2 separate regions of the Homo sapiens genome follow, and region 2 is linked to region 1. A link is a loop called in an ENCODE intact Hi-C map of the cell type or tissue named here. Cell type or tissue: endothelial cell of umbilical vein. All regions are shown on one strand.

Region 1 (8,000 bases):
TTTGAGTAGCTGGGACTACAGGTGTGCACCACCATGCCTGCTGCTGGATTAATATTTCTGGTTTTTTCTTAACATTTCATGGCCACAGATGTTTTATCAGTGTTTAGCAGTAAGGCCTATACTCTCCTGGGATTACATGCGTTTGTTCTTTCCTACTTAGTTTATGTGAACACATTTACTTCAATGGATCTGCTGTTGAAACCAAGATTTTGGATTTTGCAACTATTGTATGCTGGTAATTCTGTTTTACTGGTGACCTGTTTGGTTATTCCCTGCTATCCAGTCTATTTTCTTTCTTTCTCTGTTTATTTGTTTTTTGAGACAAGGTCTCACTCTGTTGTCCAGGCTAGAGTGCAGTGGTGTGATCTTGGCTCACTGCAACCTTGACCTCCTGGGCTTAAGTAGGTCTCCTGCCTTGGCCTCCCAAAGTGCTGAGATTACAGGCATGAGCCACTGCGCCCAGTCCTATCTTCTGATAGTGCTTTTTCTCCATTATATTTCCCCCTTCTGTGTGCTTGCTGCCCTTGATCTGGAATCTTGTTTTACTTTCTTATTGTTCACCTGCTTCTTATCTATGGGTGATTAATTTGCTCATTTGCTTCTTATTTATGGGTGCTTAATTTTTGCATTTTAAAACTCTTGTCTGGTTTGCTCTAGAAGCGAGAATATACTGGAGATCTGTGCTCTGGTTATTGGAACACTCATGTCTTTCATTCGGACATGGAAGTACCTGAGAGGTTGAATTAATAGGTAGGTGGTGGCTTGATGAAAGCAAAAGTTGGGCAGAGACAGGAGGGTGCTCTTATGGACTCAGTAATGAATCAGAACCATTAGGAGTTGTCCTCACTTCCACCCTTTTCCACATGCCTCTACATCTAATCCACCTCCTGGGCTAGTGCGCTCTATCCTAAAATTATATCCTGGCTGGGCGCGGTGGCTCACGCCTCTAATCCCAGCACTTTGGGAGGCCAAGGCAAGCAGATCACCTGAGGTCAGGAGTTTGAGACCAGCCTAGCCAACATGGTGAAACTCCATCTCTACTAAAAATACAAAAATTAGCCAGCATGGCGGCACACGCCTGTGGTCCCAGCTACTTGGGATGCTGAGGCACGAGAATCTCTTGAACTCAGGAGGCAGAGGTGCAGTGAGCTGAGATTGCGCCACTGGACTCCAGCCTGGGCAAAAGAGCAAGACTCCGTCTCAAAAAAAAAAAATTAAATAAATAAATAAAAAAAATAATATCCTGACACTGCCCGTTTCCCTGTCTCTGCTGTCAGCCCCCTTCCCTCCTCCTCCTGCCATCTTCCCCAGGCTAAGCCACCATCTGGCCTTGTTTAGACAGAGGCTGTCTAAAAGAACTTTCTGAGATGATGGAATTGTTTTGTGTCTCAGCTGTCCAGTAAGGTAGCCACTAGCCATCTTTGGCTGTTGAGCACTTGAAATGTGGCCAGTGCGGTAGAGGAACTGAATTTTTAATTTAACTTAATTTAAATTTAAATATGCACATGTGGCTGGTGGCTACCATATTAGACAGTGTGGGTCTAGACTATAGCCTCTCAAATGTATATTTTCTTGACCCCCCCCTCCATAATTCTTCCACAGTAGCCAGAGTGATCTTTGAAAAATGTAGATGAGATCATGGCACTTCTCACTTTAGAAGCCTCCAGTGGCTTTGCTTCTGCCCAGTGTGCACCCAGCTCTCCCCTGGCGTGCCAGGCTTCCTTGAGCTGACCTTTGCAGCCCTCTCCTCCTGTACTGTCGCCACCTTTTTCTCATGCTTCTCCAGGACCCTGCTGGCTTCCTACCCTCAAAGCAGTAGCCAAGCCTTTTCTGGAGTGGGGACCTTTGCACATGCTTTTGCATCTGGAGAGGGTACTCTTCCTTCTTTGCTTGCCTGACTGCTCATCATCTTTGAAGTCTCAGCCTCCTAGAGACAACCCTGTCCCCCATCTGTATAAAGACCCCAATCCTCAGGCTCCTCTTATCACTGCTGGAAATTATCTTCGATGTCTCTTTCTTGCGTGTTGCCTGTCTCTCTTTACTAGGACTTAAATGTCATTAGGGCACCACCCTTGCTGGGTCTCTGATGTCTTGCATTGAGGGACTGAACACATTCCTTCTGCCGCTCACCCCCATGGCCTTCTTTTGCCTCTAGAGAAGACATCACGGCCTCACTCTCACGGCTTCTTTTCCATTCTCCACATTGAGCATCCCCTTTTGTAAACATGAGTGGGAGCCAACTAGAGTACAGTGTTCCCGATTAGTTTCATTTTTCCCAGTTGTAATCACAGTCTCATTTGCCTCCCTGAGGTTACACGCCGTATCACCTCTATTTTACTTGTTCCTGAATTTCCTCAGCTACAAATCTCAAGATATTCTCTTATTAATATCAAATTATTGGCCGGGCGCAGTGGCTCATGCCTGTAATCCAGCAATTTTTTTATTTTTTTATTTTTTTTGAGACAGATTCTCGCTCTGTCACCTAGGCTGGAGTGCAGTGGCATGATCTCCGCTCACTGCAACCTCTGCCTCCTGGGTTCTAGCGATTCTTCTGCCTCAGCCTCCCGAGTAGCTGGGATTACAGGTGTGTGCCACCATGCCTGGCTAATTTTTGTATTTTTGGTAGAGACGGGGTTTTACCATGTTGGCCAAGCTGGCTCGAACTCCTGACCTCAGGTGATCCGTCTGTCTCGGCCTCACAAAGTGCTGGGATTACAGGTGTGAACCACCATGTCCGGCCAATCCCAGCACTTTCGGAGGCCAAGATGGGTGGATCACTTGAGATCTGGAGTTCGAGACCAGTCTGGACAACATGTCGAAACCCCGTCTCTACTAAAAATACAAAAATTAACCAGGTGTGGTGGTGGGCACCAGTAATCCCAGCTACTTGGGAGGCTGAGGCAGGAGAAACCCTTGAACCCGGGAGGCAGAGATGGCTCCACTGCATTTCTGGGCAACAGAGTGAGACTCTCTCAAAGATAAAAAATTAAAATCTCAAGTTATTGCCACCATGCTTTACTTTGAGTAGTGGGAATATACAGCCCCCATAAAGCTGTGTGGTTGGGAAGCCAGGTTTGAGAAAAGGGAGCATATCTAAATACATTCAGTTAAAAAACTTTTATTTATATTTTAATTAAAAAATGAATCTATGTTCCTGAAGAGAAATTTAAAAATACCAGAAGAAAACAGGAAGAAAAAAAATTCCCACATTGTCTCCCCATGCTGAGATAACAACATACGCCAGGAAGAGTGTGCATGTCATGTATATTATAACATCATACACAGTGTTTTGTTACCTGCTTTCTTAGCCCAAAAATACTATGTACTTATTTTTCTATCAGTAAATACTCATCCACAAGTCAATTTTAAATAGCTGAAGAGTGTTACATTTCATGGAGGTACCATAAATTATTTGGCAAATCTGTTCTTGGCCATTTGGGTTACTTCTTTTTATAATTACAAGCAGCTCATTTGGTTAATTTTTTTTTCCTGTCCGCTCTTTTTTGAGTCGATGTTCTAGAAAATACGGTGTTCTGGTCTTCTTGGCCTTCCTTTTCCAAGGGTGTGTGAGTCACCGTCTTCCCGCGGTGTTAGTATGTGATTTGTCCTGGCGTGGATTTGTTGTGACTCCATCTACCTACATCATGTTTCTCTTTGCAGCAATGACCGCTTGTTTTCCACAGGAGACACTGTTCTGTAGTTATAAAAACAAGTGTTACGCAGCGACTGTTTCCTGAGCGCGTTGCTCACATAAGCTCATGCTCCCTTCCTGTCTTCCAGTGGGAAGGCTGGTTGCCAAGAAAACATCATCATAAACAAAGTTCTCTGAACACCTACCGATTGACAAAGTAGTGTATTTTTATTTAAAATGACTATTCACTTGCTACTCTGAAACATGTTGCAATCTTGACCTTTATATTTGCCACCGTTTTAACATTCTTTTAAACGGCAGGCAATATAAAATCAGTGACTTTGTCTTTGATGTTATTTCTGAATAGTACATAGAGGGATACAATACAAAGTAGCAAATGAATGGCTAAGTATATACTGTATGTATATTGAAATGCATTGAAGACAGGATTTTAACAATACATGGGGCTTCTAATGCTGCTCCTTTCTTTTTCTTTTTTTTTCTTTTTTTTTTTTTGAGACAGTGTGTCGCTCTGTTGCCAGTCTGGAGTGCAATGGCGCGATCTTGGCTCACTGCAATCTCTGCCTGCCGGGTTCAAGCAATTCCCCTGCCTCAGCCTACTGAATAGCTGGGACTACAGGTGTGTACCACCATGCGCGGCTAATTTTTTTGTTAGCTGGGACTACAGGTGTGTACCACTATTCCCGGCTAATTTCTTGGTATTTTAGTAGAGATGGGGTTTCACCATGTTGGCCAGGATGGGCTTGATCTCCTGACCTGCCTCCCAAAGTGATGGGATTACAGGCGTGAGCCTCTGAACCCGGCCAGTGCTGCTCCTTTCTTACCGTTTGATTATGGGGCTGGAGAAGTTGTCAAGGGAAATCATTATAGAGCCCTGTGCAGTATTTCTTGACTTTCTTCTGATTTTGGATGTCAAAGTCTTGCATCTTGGTCAAATTTCTGGTTAGTGCATCATAAAAATGATCATTAGAATCCTATTTAGCTTAGGATTGTGCACAGAACTGCACATTGGTCATTCTGGGCTGGGTGTCCTCTGAGCACCGGAGGCAGGTAGGATCCAAGGTGGGACGGTGGTGCAGAGAAGGCAGCCACTTTCCTGAAGAACCATGTGAGACTGGCTTGGTTACAGCAGGTGGGAGAGCTGGGGCAGTAGGGTTCAAGTGTCCAGGCTGCTAAGAGTGACTTCAGCCAAACAAACCTGAAAAGCTAGAATTTCTGCTGGTGCCTCAGGCTGTTTTTCTATGCGTGGCCATGAGTTTTATTTTGAGAATTCCCATTGTTTAGTCGTGCCAGAGACTTTAAGTGGAAGCTGTATTATGATGCATTTTAAATTCAGATCAGAAGGGCACTGAGGAATAGTTTGAGAGAGAGAGACCCAATAACAAATAGTGGAGACAAAAACTATCATTCATCCTACAAAAGTTTGTTCAATCCTGCCCTGTAGCAGGTACTGTTTTTGGGATTCAGTGGTGAATATGACACAGTTTTCCTGCCCCCCCTGCCCTGTACCAGGTACTATTTTTAGGATTCAGCAATAAATGATACAATTTTCCTGCCTTCAAGGAGCAAATGTGTATTTCAGCTTCTAAAGGTACTGGCGGCAAACTCAAGGAAGCCTGGGTTTCTCATAGCGATAGATTTCAATGAGCATGACACTGATTGTGAAATGAAAGCAGATTTAGGGTCAAGGACTGTCAGAAGAGGGGCTGAGCAGGGAGATGTGGGAGTAGTTCCTGGGCAGAGACTGGCAGAGTGTGGCGTTTGGGAAGCGCCTGCAGTGAGGAGGCATTGATGGGGCTGCTGTGAAGGCTGCAGGCCTGACCTTGTGTCCTGAAAGTCTTTTAGATAATGCTTTCCTGGCGGGTGAGACACTCTTAGACTTGGGCCGAGTTCACCTAGCCCTAGACAAGTGCTACCTAAAGTGTGTCAGCTGACTGGGCTGAGAGATGAGTACAACACTAAGAGTAGTGTTTCGAGATTTCTTTCTTTCGTTTTTTTCTTGAGACGGAGTTTCGCTCTTGTTGCCCAGGCTGGAGTGCAATGGCGCGATCTTGGCTCACCGCAACCTCCGCCTTTCGGGTTCAAACGATTCTCCTGCCTCAGCCTTCCTGAGTAGCTGGGATTACAGGCATGTGCCACTACGCCCGGCTAATTTTGTATTTTTAGTAGAGGCGGGGTTTCTCCATGTTGGCCAGGCTGGTCTCGAACTCCTGACCTCAGGTGATTCACCCGCCTCAGCCTCCCAAAGTGTTGGGATTACAGGTGTGAGCCACTGCGCCCGGCCTGTTTTGAGATTTGTATAGCAACTTGACATTGCAGCCACAGCCAAGTGTGTGACCAGTGGATCTGTTTGCCCAGGACATAGACCAGTTTGGGTTTTGTGGAACTTAAGGTGTGTGGTGAGTAAGACCATATCTGGCTGGAGCTTTGAACTAGTCATGTGCAGTGGGAACATGTGTCTTTCCTTAACAAATGAAAACAACACAAAACAAAAAACAAAAACAACCTCATCCATCGTGACAATAGTTGGAGAAGCACCACTGTAGACCAAGCAAGACTCATTACACACAATTCATAACTTTGTCTTTTTAAATAATGTTGCAGTATTTTCTTGTGCTTATATGTCACAGTTTCTTAACTCCTCTATTTGGGGCCATTGCTACATTATTTTATTATAGATACTGCATGTGTGAATATTTTTGCACAAATTAGTTTTTTTTTTTAATTCTTCTCTCGGGCCTGTACCCAGAGGGGAAATACTGTGCCAAAGGGTCACTGTTTTTTTGCTCTCTAGAAAGGCTGAGCCGATTTATATTGTAGGAGAGGATATACGGGTTTTCTCTGTGGCTTCAGGCTGTGCAATTTTAACAGTTTTTGCTGGTTTATGAGGCATGTACCTGTGCCTTGAGATTGTTTTAATATGCCTACTTAAGGGGGTTGTGAGGATGTGATGGTTTGATTTTAATATTTTCTCACATTGGAAACTAAATGGTTTTTTAAAAAATTCTTTCCTAGCACTTTGGGAAGCCGAGGCAGGTGGATCGATCACAAGGTCAGGAGATTGAGACCATCCTGGCTAACACGGTGAAACCCTGTCTCTACTAAAAATACAAAAAATTAGCCAGGCATGGTGGCGGGCGCCTGTAGTCCCAGCTACTCGGGAGGCTGAGGCAGGAGAATGGTGTGAACCCGGGAGGTGGAGTTTGCAGTGAGCAGAGATCACGCCACTGTACTCCAGCCTGGGCGACAGAGTGACACTCCATCTCAAAAAAAAAAAAAAATTTCTTAAGTTGAACTTGAATGTTGACATTCCCTTTTAAAAGTGGGCTGAATATATGAGTCTGCTCTTTTTAGTTTTGTAATTGCTTATTTCTTGGATCTATTTGGACTTTATTACCATGTTTCGTATAAGTTGTAGATCTAGGTTAATTTTCTTCTATACTGATGTTAATTTTCCTAGTAACTTTTATTGGTGATTCTTTTCTGCATTTTTGTATCTCCTGTGATTTGACATATATTAAATAGTTATCTTAGAATGAATATATTTGTGGGGCCTCCATTCTTATGCTACCATTAATATTTTAAAAAAATTTACCCAATGCTATATGAGTTTTATCTGTAACCTATTTTATTATTATTATTATTATTATTATTATTGAGATGGAGTCTCGCTCTGTTGCCCAAGCTGGAGTGCAGTGGCATGATCTCAGCTCACTGCAACCCCTGCCTCCCGGGTTCAAGGAATTCTCCTGCCTCAGCCTCCTGAGTAGCTGGGACTAGAAGCGTGTTCCGCCACGCCTGGCTAATTTTTGTGTTTTTAGTAGCAATGAGGTTTCACCATGTTGTCCAGGCTGGTCTGGAACTCCTGGCCTCAAGTGATCTGCCCATCTTGGCCTCCCAAAGTGCTGGGATTACAGGCTTGAGCCACTGTGCCCAGCCTGTAATCTATTTTAATTTAATAGAGCTGTCTACCACCATTACTTTAAAAAAAGTTTTATTTTGTATCCTGCCTGATATGGTTTGGCTGTGTCCCCACCCAAATCTTATCTTTGAATTGTAGTTCCCATAATCCCCACATGTCGTAGGAGGGACCTGGTGGGAGATAATTGAATCATGGGGTTGGTAACCCCCATCCTGTTCTCGTGATAGTGAGTGAATTTTCATGAGATCTGATGGTTTTATAAGGAGCTTTTCCCCCTTTGCTCAGCACTTCTCCTTCCAGCCGCCCTGTGAAGAAGGTGCCTTTCTTTCCCTTCACCTTCCGCCATGATTTTGTTTCCTGAGGCCTTCCCAGCCATGCGGAACTGTGAGTCAGTTAAACCTCTTTCCTTTATAAATTACCCAGTCT
Region 2 (8,000 bases), 59 kb before region 1:
AAGGACCTGCTGTATGTGGTTTCACTTAAAGTCACAGTTTCCAAGAACTCATCAGTGACATTGAGTATGACTTGTGTTGTGAATAATGTTTCTGTGAACATGGATATACAAATACCTCTTCTGAGACCCTGCTTTCAATTCTTATGGGTATATCTGCAGAAGTGTAATTGCTGGGTCATGTGTGTCATGGGTGTTACTGGCTGGGACTGGCATTGTGGGTGGTGAAAGAATTTACCAAGACAGTCATAGATACAGAGGACAGATTTATTAGAGAAAATACGAAGATAGAGTTGCAAGAGAACAATGGGCAGCACAGCAGAGAAGGGGCTATCTGCAGAGTCAGGGACTGGAGGGAAGTTTTATAGGGTCATACTGAAGGGGCTATGAGCAGAGAAGATGTGCAGATAAGGTCACTCTACTGGGGCTATGTGTTGAACGAGGTATTTGGGAACAGGATGTTGTGCCTGTGGGTTGCCTGTGATTAGCCGTGTCTCAGCAGAATTGCTTTCCTCCACCTGGGGCCCCTTCCTTGTTGCTTATGTATCTTACTAGGATTCCACAATATGGTAATTCTGTTTTTAATTTTTTGAGGAACCCTCATGCTATTTTCCATAGCAACAATACCATTTTACATTCCTTTGTTTACCAACAGTGTACAAAGATTCCACTTCCTCCATATTGTCACTGACACTTGTTATTTTCTGGTTTTTTGATTGTAGCTATTCTGATGGGTATGTGATGATATCATTGTAGTTTTGATTTGCATTTCTCTAATTAGTTTTGTTGAGCATCTTTTTGTGTGCTTCTTGACCATTTGTGTATATATCTTCTTTAGAGAAATGTCTGTTCAAATCCTTTGCTTATTATTTATTATATTATTATTTTTTAACTTGAGTATGAGGTCTCCCTAATGTTGCCCATGCTGAACTTGAACGCCTGGACTCAAGCAATCCTGCTTCAGCCTCTCAAGTAGCTGGGACTACAGGTACATGCCACTCTGCCAGGCTATTTGCCTATTTTATTTATTTGTTTATTTATTTTTGACAGGATCTTGCTCTGTCACCCAGGCTGAAGTGCAGTGGCGCAATCATAGCTCACTGTAGCCTCAACCTCCTAGACTCAGGTGATCCTCTCGCCTCAGCCTCCTGAGTAGCTGGGATGACGGGTGCACACCACCACACCCGGCTAATTTTTTAAGTTTTTTGTAGAGATGAGATCTTGCTATGTTGACCAGGCTAGTTTCAAACTCCTGGGCTCAAGAAATTCCCCACCTCAGCCTCCCAAAGTGCTGGGATTACAGGAATGAGCCACCATGCCCAGCCTATTTTTAAATTGGATTGTTTGGTTTGTTGTTGTTGTTGTTGAGTTTTCTGTGTGTTCTGAAATCAATCCCTTATCAGATATATGATTTACATATATTTTCTCCCATTCTGTGGGTTGCCTTTTTACTCTGCTGATAGCGTCCTTTCAGACACAAAATTTTAAAATTTTCATGAAGTCCAGTTTGTCTAGTTTTTCTTTTTTTGCCTGTGCCTTTGAAGTCCTGGCATTAGCCTTCTACAAATTCCTATAGCCTCATCCTTCCTAAAGATCTAGTGCTGTCATGTTCTTCATCACCCTCTGTAAACCTTTCTCAGAAAATTAGCAGATAAAGCTATTCTGTTTAATTAAATTATTTATTAAACATCAAAGATGGTGTAATTCCAGAAATGAGCTAAGTTCTCCCCTCAGCTGCAGGTAAATTTAATTTATAATTGAAGACTGATATGCATAAATTATGGTTTTTAAAAATGTGAAGAGTATTAATATGGATGTATAAACAGAGTGCTGTGGAGTTAATCCAGACATGGAATAGATGGGGCATTTTAACTGAAGTATAGGGATAGTTTTAATAGGTGGAACTGGCAGAAAAGTAAAGGTTGAGTTTTTTTTATTGGATATGTGACTCTTGGGGTAGGTAGGCGTTGGGAGAAAAGGCAAATAAAGGAAAGTTGGGACCAAATTGGGGGAGGGGAGGGACTGACTACAAAGCCAACGTATCTTCATTTGATTTTGTAGGCAACAGAGTGTTGTAGCAGAAGAGCAATATCAGGAGTGTGTTATAGGAAGATGCTTCTGAATATTGGATGGCTTATAGGGGATGTTGATTACCTAGGTCAGTAAAGTAAAGAAGGCATGGAATGAAATGGAGAATTTAACTCTTAGAATCAAGAGGCCTTGGCAAATGATGAATGAAGGATAGATGCAAGGAAGATGATTGAGATTTTTATCCAAGGTAATTGAGATGGTGGTGCCCTTTACTGGGAATGAGGGAAAGAAAATGACCAATTTTCAGTTGTTGTCTTTTTTTTTTTTTTCTTGAGACGGAGTCTCGCTCTGTCACCCAGGCTGGAGTGTAGTGGCGCGATCTTGGTTCACCACAGTCTCCGCCTCCTGGATTCAAGCGATTCTCTTGCCTCAGCCTCCCGAGTAGCTGGGATCACAGGCCTGGCTAATTTTTTGTATTTTTAGTAGAGACAGGGTTTCACCATGTTGGCCAGGCTGGTCTCGAACTCCTGACCTCAGGTGATCCGCCCGCCTCAGCCTCCCAAAGTGCTGGGATTACAGGTGTGAGCCACTGTGCCCGGCCCAGTTGTTGTCTTTGACACACAAAAAGTTCCCACATTCCCACATTATCTTATTCAATTCTTATAAAAATCGCAATCATCAAAGGCTTAATAACTTTTCTGAGGCTACGTGCATTTTTAAAAATTAGTCATTGAAGCCTTGGGCCTATGAAATTAATAAATACTTAATGGAGAAATTTCAGGCTTTAGAGAGCAGTGAAAGATGCTTATTTTTGGTGTCAGGAGGTTCAGGGTTCCAGAAATCCTGGTAGTCACCTCATTGTAAGCAATATTCACCCTAATAATTTAATTTTTTTTTGAGGGGGAAGGGTCTAGCTATGTTGCTCAGGCTGACCTCAAACTCCTGGGCTCAAGTGATCCTCCCGCCTCAGCCTCCCGAGTAGCTGGGAGTACAAGCATGCACCACCATTCCTGGTTACACACTAATATTTTTAGATTTAAGCAGATGGCCCTACTACATCAACAATCCTGAAGGCTCAAAACATTTAAAAAGAGTTAAAGGCAAGTTGGTTGTGGTGGTGCGTGATGTAATCCCAGTTACTCCGCAAGCTGAAGGTGGGAGGATCTCTCGATCCCAGGAGTTTGAGACCAGCTTGAGTAACATAGCAAAAAACCTTGTCTCTGGAAAAAAAAAAAAAAAGTTACATGCTATGAAATATACTTTGAAACAATATTAATAAGTTATCTAGGACCTTTAATGACATGACTAATTGTTTAATAATTGGGTAATATGTGTAAAGAAAGAGCAAGCAGTTCACATTACTAAGTGCATTAAACCTTTTTTTTTTTTTTTTTTTTGAGACAGAGTCTCACTCTCGCCCAGGTTGGAGTGCAGTGGCGCGATCTAGGCTCACTGCAAGCTCCGCCTCCTGGGTTTACTTACGCCATTCTCCTGCGGCCTCCCGAGTAGCTGGGACTACAGGCGCCTGCCACCACACCCGGCTATTTTTTTGTATTTTTAGTAGAGACGGGGTTTCACCGTGTTAGCCAGGTTGGTCTCAATCTCCTGATCTCGTGAGCCGCCCGCCTCGGCCTCCCAAAGTGCTGGGATTACAGGCGTGAGCCGCCGCGCTCAGCCAAAAACCGCAATTACTTTCAGTTGCAAAAACTGCAGTTACTTTTGCACCAAACTAATACTAAGCTGAAAATAGATTGTCCCTCTAAAAGAGTATGCTCTTGAATGGACACATTTCTGCAGGTGTAGTCAGGGGATAAGCGACAGGGAAGATCATCCTGTTTTGACCCTGTGCTTCTAGTGTATCAGATTAAGACTGAATTGGCCTTTGGCTTTTTTGTGAGCAACTAAATTTCTGGGAGTTCCAGGCGGAACTTCCACTTACCTTATTATGTTGAATCCTTTTAGATTTAGCCTTTTGTAATGTGTGTAAAGACTCTTTTGGGACCCCATGGCCACTCTTGTAGCAGTAGCTTTGTGTTTCTAAGACTCGACAAGTCAGGAATGCTGTATCCACCTCATCTAAGCCATTCATAAAAACCTTGATGCTGCAGGGCTTTTGAGAGATCTCTTTGCCAGGTTACTGCAGTAATTAATCAGTACCTTTTGCTTACAGTCAATCAAGTACCCATTACAAATTTCTCTAACTTCCTCTTTCTCTCAGCTTATAATGTCCCCTCTTCCCAACCCCCCCATCTTGTCTAAATAGGAACTTTTCTTCTGGGCCACTGTATCCTATTTCTTTCCCTTGTTACCCTTACAGATTTGTAATTACTTGTGTAGTGTGTATTTCTCCCAGCAAGATCTATATCCCTCTTAGACCGTATATAGTTCTAGCATAGGATCTGCACATAGTATGCAATTAAATATGTATTGAATTAATGAGTACTTTGTACTGTCATCCAACCCGTTTTCTTCATCTAGTCCACAAAAAAAATTATGTATGTTTCAGATGATTTGCTGAAGTCCATACTTACTTTGTCAAATTCTCTTAATCTTGTTATTTAAAAAGCCTTAGTAGTATGAATTATATGTAGTAAATTCATGCCAGTTTCTAATTCTCTTGTGAATCAACCTCCCAAACTCACTGCAAGCTGCTGCAGATGTTACCAAAATTAAGAAGATAGTTCCTGCTTTCAAGATATTTATACTTAAAAGTGGCAGCAGTAAACACAAATATACATGTCACAATAACGTACAGTAATTCAACAGTAGGAAAGATCTCGTGTGGTTGGGAAAAATGTTGGCATCTTGGAAGATAAGATGTTATCTGGGCCTAACATAGATTTCAGGAGAGGGGACAGCATTCCAGACATTAAACATGAACAAAAGATTCAGATCTTTCTGACATCTATTATGACTGAAATTCCTTTAATGGGAAATTAAAGTTTTTTATTCTACAGTGACTCACATGCAAAATATCCTTGAGAGTAGTTACACAGTGAAAAGATAGGAACCTTCAGTTTCTAAGTAACAGCTAGATCCTTTCCTGTTCCCAGTGGAAAGGGCTTGGAATGCCTCTAGTGATCCTTGCAGACCTTCAAGAGGAAGAATATAAAAAGAGGATCCAGAAGTGAAATTTTGCCTCAGTTTACTTCCAGCAAGGCTTGATTAAATTCTGTCAGGGGGAGACTTGAAGAGGATATTCTTAATCAGCAATGGTTTACCACGTGATTTTATCAAGATATTTTAGAGTGTGTAGTTTGATAACAAGTTCTAATTCCTGCTGGTGATTTGTTGAGTAAATACGGCTGGTCCTTTCCATCTATTTTGCAGCATAATAATACATATAATACAGATAATGTGTCATGTGAAATGGCATAATGGAATAATTTAAATTAAATGTATTTCTTTTGCAGCATTAGCAAATATTTGTTGCAGAGGAGACACAGATGAGCAGCTCATTAAGTACCTAACCTCCCTGCCTGCTATTGAAACAAATTAAAATGATTATTTAGATACTTTAACTTTGAATTAAAATGAGGAAAGTTATGCTTTAGAACAGTAGATCCATCTTTGTTTAAAGATACCCTATCTGACCTGGCCTTATTACTCAAATAAGACATTTTAAAATCTTAACTCATATTAAACATCTAAGAATGTATATTTTCTTTTTGTTTCATGTCAGATGGGTAATGTGCCTACCTCATAACAAGGTTTGAGGGAGGCACATCTCACACCTGAGTGTGAAAACCCAGTCATCCTGCTTATGAGCTACAAAAGGATCCTTGTATTTTTTTATAATCTGATTTTAACTCAGAATATAACAGTATACCCATATGAACCTTGTATAAAACAGGGTAATTCAATATTCCCAGCTCCTGTTCGACACAGTGGAGACCATGGGAAAAGACTATTTGTCATCAGACCTTCTAGATTCTATGACAGGCGTTTTTTGAAGTTATTGGTAAGTTTAAATTTTTTGTTGAATTAAAGTCTTTGCATGTAACAGGGAAAAAATTTTTGCCTCTTTAGAAAACATCTTTCATTTTATGAAATATTTTATTTTGTAAATTTATATTTCTTTCTGTAGAAGATACTGAGACTGTAAAGTCTGATTTGTTATTGAATTTCTCTTTAAATTAGTGAAGCTTTCCTTCTTCACAAAAGGATTTACACTAAATGGAGGTAAAACTTGAACCATTCCTTTCTTCTGAAGATTATGGCGTTTCGAAATAGAATCTGTGTTCCTATAACTAAAATATTCTTTAAATTACCAAAGAACTTGTTGAAAGACTTGCTTAAATAAAGGAGCTACATTATTTTGGGATATGATTTTATATTTATATGTTGTTCAGGAACATTTATTTCAGAGAGTAACAGGGATCTATAGTGCAATCTTAATTTAGCAATAATATAATTACATTGCTTATTTAGAATGCTGACTATATTTCTGTCTCAAGGCTCTATACGAACAAAGTAGAGGCTTAGAAAATGGGAGATTGTCTGGACCATCTGCCACGGTAGATAAAGCTCTGAATCATCATTTGAGTACTGACCTTAAAACTTTCTCTTGCCCTTCCGTTGTGTTTAATGACCTTTTTCATCTCCTTGGTTGAGCCCTTACTTTTCTTGTTATGACCAGCTCAAATCCTATTTAGTGGTAGAAATCACCCTGATGCTTTTAGACTTTTGTTCTTAACATATTATTTTCTTTCATGGCATTGCTTTACCAAAAAGTAAAATCACAGAAATCAATAATTTGGTACTGTATGCCCAATTTGGCAAGTTTATTTTATAAGAAATATGAGGAAATCATATCATGAGGATGATTTGTGTGTGGGGAGAGTTACGAAATGGTCATGAGAAACACTTTTTTTTTTATCTTAGAGATTCTACATTGCATTGACTGGGATTCCAGTAGCAATTTTCATAACTCTGGTGAATGTATTCATTGGTAAGTCACTTCCATCCCCTGCCAGCACCACCAGATTGGAAAAATTTTTAAACATATGTACATTAATATAAAAAAGAAATTATGGATATTGTAATGAAAAGCTCTTTAAATAATTAAGCATAAGCATGGCAGTTTATCTTAAAATAACCAAATCTCAATCTGAACTAAGAATTTTTTAATCCATCCTAGAACATATAAAACTATAATCCTCGGCCAGGCACAGTGGCTCACGCCTGTAATCCCAGCACTTTGGGAGGCCGAGGCGGGCAGATCATGAGGTCAGGGGTTCGAGACCAGCCTGGCTGACATAGTGAAACCCCGTCTCTACTAAAAATACAAAAAACTAGCTGGGCGTGGTGGCAGGCGCCTGTAATCCCAGCTACTCGGGAGGCTGAGGCAGGAGAATGGCTTGAACCCAGGAGGTGGAGGTTGCAGTGAGCTGAGATGGCGCCATCGCACTCCAGCCCGGGCAACAGAGTGAGACTCTGTCCCCCCCCCAAAAAAAAACTATAATCCTCTTACAAAGACTGAAAGTGTCAATGACAGTAAACATTAGATTTTCGTGGGAAATTTTGTTCAAAGTACTTCTAACACCTTGAATCCTAAAATGTTTTGTATCATAGGTATAGGGAAGACCAGAAGGAATAATATGTCTTTTATTATATCTTGTTACAGTATAGAAAAACAAAATGAGAAACTCATGGAATACCTATAAATAATGCCTTACACAGAGAGATGTCTAAAAATGTCTAACAAATGAATTGATTTTCAACCAGATTAAAGTGAATTAAAAATACTACATATCTTCATTGGTACAAATTTTTTAAAGAATCCTTTAAAACCACAAGAAGTTGGTTTCTTACTTTAATGGTGAATAATTAATTTTATAAACTCCTCATGCTAAAGTTAAACATAACCATTTTTTCTTATTAGGTCAAGCTGAACTAGCAGAAATTCCAGAAGGCTATGTCCCAGAACACTGGGAATATTATAAGGTTTGTATAGGACATTGACAATTACA

Evidence for each region. Peaks named below come from ENCODE experiments on the same cell type or tissue, not always from the same donor. Only the 100,000 strongest peaks of a DNase experiment are listed, where the experiment ranks them.
Region 2: it touches region 1 in a loop (9-fold over the local background); 2 of 110 quality-filtered maps call a loop at or near these places.

What each region holds. Positions count from the first base shown.
Region 1 is chr3:179,668,257-179,676,256 of GRCh38, forward strand. The region is part of intron 1 of USP13 (ubiquitin specific peptidase 13); the gene reads left to right. Among named protein-coding and RNA genes, the nearest start is that of USP13, 19 kb to the left of the region's middle. In endothelial cell of umbilical vein, no CTCF peak of the experiment used is centred here; a DNase peak (open chromatin) is centred at 3,705; H3K27ac peaks cover 2,252 bases.
Region 2 is chr3:179,609,071-179,617,070 of GRCh38, forward strand. NDUFB5 (NADH:ubiquinone oxidoreductase subunit B5) reads left to right here. Exons shown (of 6, transcript NM_002492.4): 2 at 5,901-5,989; 3 at 6,913-6,979; 4 at 7,913-7,974. It overlaps LOC124906348 (small nucleolar RNA U13), which reads right to left and starts at 5,808; the gene lies at 5,705-5,808. In endothelial cell of umbilical vein, no CTCF peak of the experiment used is centred here; DNase peaks (open chromatin) are centred at 4,981 and 6,571; H3K27ac peaks cover 3,193 bases.